Regions from separate parts of the Homo sapiens genome. Here region 1 is linked to region 2. The links are chromatin contacts, found by Hi-C or POLR2A ChIA-PET in ENCODE. All regions are on one chromosome and are shown on one strand. The core of a region is the stretch at or near the end of the contact, and the rest is flanking DNA. Distances in the headings are between cores, read along the strand shown. Region 1 has its middle 40 kb from the start of DUSP22. Region 2 has its middle 4.1 kb from the start of LINC03066.

Region 1 (3,112 bases), core at 203-2,702, 42 kb after region 2:
CCTAATAGTTTATTTTGTGGCATGCTTAGAATTTTTAATATTAGATCATGTCATCTACAAACAGAGATAGTTTTACTTCTTTCTTTCCCATCTGATGTCTTTCACTTTTCTTTCTTGTCTAATTGTCCTGGCTTGATCCTCCATTGCAATGTTGAATAGAAGTGGTGAGAGTGGACTTCCTTAGGGCAAAAACATTCTGTCTTTTACCACATGTGTAATGTTAGGTGTGGTTTGTTTGTAGATTCCCTTGATCAGGTGGAGGAAGTTCCCTTCTATTCTTAGTTTTTGTGTGTTTGTATTATGAAAGATTGTTAAATTTTGTAAAATGCTTTTTTTCCCATCTCTTCAGATGACTATGTGGTTTTGTTGTCATGCTATTAATACAGTGCATTACATTGACTGATTTTTCAAAGTTAAAGCATCCTTATCTTCTTTGGATGAATCTCATTGGATTCAGTTTGTGTTTTGTTGAGGATGTTTGTATTGATATGTATAAGGGATATTGGTTTGTACTTTTCTTATGATATCTTTGACTGGTTTTGGTATCAGGGTAATACTGGCGACATAGAATAAGGTGAAAAGTGTTTCCTCCTCTTCTCTTTTTAAGAGTTTATGAGAGGGTCCGGGCGTGGTGGCTCATGCTTGTAATCCCAGCACTTTGGGAGGCTGAGGCAGGCGGATCGCTTGAGGTTGAGAGTTCGAGACCAGCCTGACCAACATGGAGAAACCCCATCTCTACTAAAAATACAAAATTAGCCAGGTGTGGTGGCACATGCCTGTAATCCCAGCTACTCAGGAGGCTGAGGCAGGAGAATTGCTTGAACCCGGGAGGTGGAGGTTGCAGTGAGCCGAGATCACACCACTGCACTCCAGCCTGGGCAACAAGAGCGAAACTCCGTCTAAGGAAAAAAAAAAAAGTTTATGAGAGATTGTTGCTAATTCTGCATTTGATAGAATTCACCAATGAAGCCATGTGAGTCTGAGCTTTTTGGTAGGAAGTTTTTAATTACCAATTCAATCTCCTTACCTGCTACATGTCTATTCGTATTTCTTATTTACCCCTCTCTCGGCTTCAATAGTTTGTGTCTGGTATACACATGTTAAAATAAAAATGTTAATTTGAAGTTTCTCCCCATCCCTGTCATCTACCTATCCTCCTTATTACTTGGGCTCATCTCCTTGACAGCAACTATAGGAAAAACAAGAAAGCAAAAATATTATCTCTTTACATGCGACAGATTCCTTTGGATTTTGCTCCCCCATGGCTTCTTTTGATATGTTTGGTCTCCTAGCCCCTCCTCTTTAAAACTTCTCGACTCTAGAAAAACACAGAAGAAAAAGACTGAGCGAGAGAAAGAGAAAGATTGTTCTAGTGAGATTTGAATCCATTCTGTAGTGCCACATGGATAAAAAGTAGGCCTATCAAATGTCACAAATGGGCTTGACTCACTTGGCATCTCAAAGCCCTTATGACATGTAACTGCTAGCAAAGGTGTGATGATTCATATCTTCAGCAGAATTGAGAACATGAAACTCTACTTTGCCTTCCTCCTTAGAATTGTTCAGAGGAAATGTTATTTCTTCCCTGAAAGTTGGTTGCAAGTTTCTTTCCTTTCTTACTGAATGAAATGTCACATATATTGATAGATGACCACTTTCACACAGAGCTAGGTAAATAAGATTATGATTCTTATATTAATTCCAGAGTGATGATTTGATAAAGAGAGGAGATAATCCATCATTTCATCCTTGCAACAGAGGTCTCAATTTTGTTGTTATTAGAAGGAGATGAATTATTTTTTCTTTAATATACTTTAAAAAACAAAACCAACCACCATCAGCAACAAAAATACTCTCTAAACTTGTGTTTAAACTGCAGCGGAAAAAACTATTTTAGTGAACTTAGCATTTTCCTAGTATTACCTCACCTCAGGATTTGAGTTTTCCAATGACTGTGGCAGTGCCTTGTTATTTTTAGGGATTCGACAGCCTTTTCTGCAAACCGTCCCCTTAAACTCTCCCTCATCTACCTCTGCATTGTGATTATCTCATATATCAAAAAGTTTCTTTTTCTCTAAGATGAAGCTGGCTTATCTTTATTCAGTCTAGAAGATTTGATTGCACAGAAATGATCTAATAGTTGCCCACCGAAGGATTTCACTGCACCCGAACTCATTCAAAATGCTTCCTTAGTCAGTTTGTTCTTGTTTTCCTTCTAAGTTTTGCATGCTTCTTAAACCCTGTTTCAGAAAGTCAAAGAAACATACCTTCTCATTCATTTAAACAACACTGAAGGACCTGAAAAAGCCTGTCCTTAATTATTTCATAACTGAAACGAAAACAAATTTTAGCATGTCAGTCTGATCTTGTAAGCCATACACAGGAAACCCAAGGTCAGCGTAGAGTGTCTTATTCTAGAATGGTAAGCCAGGCATTATTGTTTCTATTATTCTATAAATTACAGCTGACATGCATGTATGACAGCTTAACACAGATATTAAACAGACCAAAGAGACTTTCAATTTCTACCTACAGTGACAGATTATTTATCTCAACAGGTAAAATCATAATAAATCCAAAACTCTTAGGGATGCCATGAAGTGTTTATTTTCTAGTTGGAGAGGAAATTATGTTGGCACCTTAATTACGCTTTATTTTACTGTTTCATTCATGGGCCTCGGTTGCACAGAATCAGATGACTCATAATTCTTGCTTCACCACACACTTCCCCACTGGCCCATGCACGGCCCTTTTCTATTAATTTACTCATTTATTTATTTCTAATAATACAAAAAAAACACCCACGGACCCACCACCCATCACCACTGATCCATAAGCCAGGACTATGAATTTTTTTTTTTTTTGAGACACAGTCTCACTCTGTCGCCCAGGCTGGAGGGCAGTGGCATGACCTCGGCTCACTGCAACCTCTGCCTCCCAGGCTCAAGCAATTCTCCTGCCTCAGCCTCCTGAGTAGCTGGGATTACAGGCATGCGCCATCACACCCGGCTAATTTTTGTGTTTTTAGTAGAGACAGGATTTCATCATGTTGGCCAGGCTGATCTCGAACTCCTGACGTCAGGTGATCCCCCCACCTCAGCCTCCCAAAGTG
Region 2 (3,218 bases), core at 307-2,806:
GAGGCCAGGAGTTCGAGACCAGCCTGGGCAACATGGTGAAACCCCGTCTCTACTGAAAATACAAAAATTAGCCAGGCCTGATGGCCCATGCTTTTAATCCCAGCTACTCGGGAGGCTGAGGCAGGAGAATCACTTGAACCCAGTAGGCGGAGGTTGCAGTGAGCCGAGATCACACCACTGCACTCCAGCCTGGGCAACAGAACAAGACTTCATCTCAAAAAACAAACAAACAAACAAACAAAATAAACCCCACAAAATTTAAAATTCTTTGTAGAGTAGAAATGATGCTCTGGGAAAATACCCCCTGGGCAGGTGGTGGCTGCACATCCACTCTGGGAAAGACTCTTCAGCTCGAAGATGGAGACCCTCTTTTCCTGCTCTCACACAACATGGGGATAACGTTGACGCGTTCTTGGTAGGCAGTGCAGTAGGCAACATATCCAGACGCTGGGTGCCAGTGGTAGGCAGGAGAAACCACCGAGTGGGAGCAGATTTTCAGAAAAGGGAAACTAGAAAAAAACTTCCCAGCTGTGTCTCAGACAGGCCCTGTGGTCTGAGCTCCCATCCTTGACAAATGAGATTACTGAATGCGTGTTTAGCAGTTCCAAACGCTATTCATGATCCGACGTGACCCTCTAGTCTCTCAGACAGAGCGCAGCCCTGTTGCACAGGTGTGGAAATGGAAGCAAACAGGGAAGGTAACTTGCTGAAGGTCACACAAGCAGGACCTCGAACCATGGCCCCTAACACCGATCGGGCACTTCTTCCCCTGTTCTGTTTCTCCTCTCTGGGACCTAAAATCCCTAAAAATTCCCTAAAAGTGGAGGTGTGCTGGAAGAGTCACAGATGGCTCTGTTTTGTTTATCAGGAAATTGAGCAAGGTGCCTAACGGAAACCAAAAGGGCACCGGGGCACGTACACATGCCCTGACTTTGTTTCTCTCTTTGGCTGGTGTAACTGCTGCTACATGGACAGCGGAGCACACTGATGACTTCACAAGACTGATGCTGAGCGCCCCTCCTTGCGGCAGATCCTGCACCTCCTTCTTCTCCACACTCACTTGCAGGCATAGGTTGCTGCCTGGCTGGTTCCATGTCACCGGGTCTCTACCCTGAGCCCGTTGCAACACAGTCAGGGCTCCCAGGGTAAACTATGCTGGGAGTCCCCTAGGAAGAAGAAAGGGGAAGGGCTGAATTCTAAAGAAAGCCCAAGACCTCTTCATGAAGCACCTCTCTTTCTCTGCTTTAGAGATTGCCCCAGGGCTGCTGGGGCCGAGCACCAGCTCCCCATCAAGGCCCTGGAGAGGCGCTGGCAGCTTTCTGTCTTCTCTGCAGACCTTTGGTTCCTCCTGCCCCTCGTCCTTGGCAGAAGGAGCCTCAGTTTCCCAGTCTGTAAGGTGCCAATAATCATAAGCTACCTCAATGGTGTTTTCCTTTGAATTTTGAGAATTTTGAGAATGGAAACTTGACTATCTTCATCTCTCTTCCTATACCCCCCATTGACACGTGAATCAGCGTTTCTCAGAATACTGCAGGTTTGGAGTGTGTGTGGCGGAGGAGGGCGGAGCAGCGTGGAAGGTGGAGAGGTGGGCGGTGTCGGGGATATCAGCAGGGCAGTGGGCATTGGAGGGGTGCCCTTGGCCTCAGCCACAGGGCCGTTCCAGAGCCCTGCGTGGGCGAGGCCAGGGCGGCGCGTGATGGTGCCCTCCGAGAAGCACTGGGACCAGCAGGAAAGGCTGCCTGCCGGTGCGCAGGAAAAGGGAAGAGAGCCGGGGAATTGCTTTTTGACCCGTAAGGGAGCGTTTCTTGGTGGATGGGGAAATCAAAAAATTGACTACGGTGTAGTCAGCTACATCGTGTACCAATTTTCAAATACCGGTGAGATCAGTAAAAAGAGAAAGGGAAGGAGATCACAGATAGCATGAAACCAAGCCATCAATAATGAAAGTACCACTGGTTACTGAGCAGCGTCTGCTTCTAACTGACTTTGCTGGGGGAGGGGCGGGACAGGTACAAGCAAAAACAGCAACGACAGCGCAGCAGTTGCTTCATGTGAGTAATAATTGAATGGTACGAGGCTCTTCCACATTCATGTATTGAAGGCCCAAGTGCGGCCAAGGTCTCCCTGGTTCCTGAGGTTTGTTTCATGCTGGGTTCCTTATACTCCAGATGTCGGGAGGGACCCTCAGGGGCCGAGGTGCCCACACCTGTGCTCCCTGCATGACAGACTTCCTGGGGTCTTGGCTCCCAGTCTGTCCTCATCCTCTACACACACCCAAATGTGGAAGTCACCCCCAGCTTGAGTGAATCCCACACCCTCAGACCATTGGCCATGATATTACGTGTGTTGCAAAATATCAAGGATTCAGCTGAGAGGCTCTCGCAGTGGACGGCTCAGAGGCCGAGTCACACACTGCCCAGGCTTTCCCTGGGGGGCCCTGGCCCGGGGGCCCCCTGCCTTAAGATGCCCTTCCTCTCCTCCCTCAGTCTCCCACTGTCTTCAACTCGGGCCCTCACTCTGCTTATCATAGACCCCAAAATGCCTCTGCTCAAACAAATGGCTTGACCTGTTAGCGATATAGAAAAGTGAGCGGATCCTTTGAACATGTTCGTTTCTCCTTTTCTCCACCCACCCTGCGCCGTTTCCCATTTCTCTAAGTGCCTGGAATGTGTGGAGAGTCTCCTGATGATATGATGCCAGCTGTGCCCAGCTCCCTGGAACACAACATAGGGAATTAACCAGTGTGTTCCTCTTTCCTCCGTTAGTGAAAATGAGTACTATTTAATAATGCAGTGACACAGGATTTGTTGCTGTTGCAGCACTTGCATGGCCATGCTCACCTTCACACCACGCGGAGGCCAAAGGCATTGTTCCCTCAGCTGCGGCCCTCTCCCCTCAGCAGCCCTGGCCATTCCACCATGGTGTAGTCCTCCTGCCCTTCTCCATCCTTCTGAATCCCATTCTGCCAGCTCCAGGGCTGCACGCCCTCTGGAATGACCACCCGCAGCTAGCCCAAGCTGCTCCTGCTGTTTATTTTCTTTGCACTTTGTTTAATTATTTCCCACATCTTGGTCCTCTCTCCTTGATTTCAGATGGATTGCTGAAGACAGAGTGTATTTGTGGCTCCGCTCAGGCTGTACACAGACAGGGGCACTCAGCATCCGTGGGTCGTATTTCATTCTAGGGCCAGGAGCGCGGGCTACTGCGTCAGTGGGAAA

Evidence for each region. Hi-C counts contacts between places; a loop is a spot of excess contacts on that map. ChIA-PET counts read pairs that join two places held with the same protein, here RNA polymerase II (POLR2A). Pooled maps may share reads with other maps.
Region 1: a pooled map shows a loop between it and region 2 (5-fold over the local background). The contact joins two enhancer-like sites. A Hi-C loop is called at or near these places in 2 of 37 single-sample maps with no recorded cell type and 8 of 50 pooled maps. POLR2A ChIA-PET finds 5 or more read pairs at or near these places in 10 of 52 experiments (CD4-positive, alpha-beta T cell, CD8-positive, alpha-beta memory T cell, GM12878 and 6 more).

What each region holds. Positions count from the first base shown.
Region 1 is chr6:250,624-253,735 of GRCh38, forward strand. No RefSeq gene overlaps it. Among named protein-coding and RNA genes, the nearest start is that of DUSP22, 40 kb to the right of the region's middle. RefSeq lists an enhancer at 1,501-1,570. Within about 2 kb of position 1,453, at least 2 of the 41 ENCODE cell types and tissues checked have a DNase peak (open chromatin) inside an H3K27ac peak, as active enhancers do; they include GM12878, where a contact is called at or near this core.
Region 2 is chr6:208,020-211,237 of GRCh38, forward strand. No RefSeq gene overlaps it. Among named protein-coding and RNA genes, the nearest start is that of LINC03066, 4.1 kb to the left of the region's middle. RefSeq lists enhancers at 1,192-1,241, 2,053-2,252. Within about 2 kb of position 1,557, at least 2 of the 41 ENCODE cell types and tissues checked have a DNase peak (open chromatin) inside an H3K27ac peak, as active enhancers do; they include GM12878, where a contact is called at or near this core.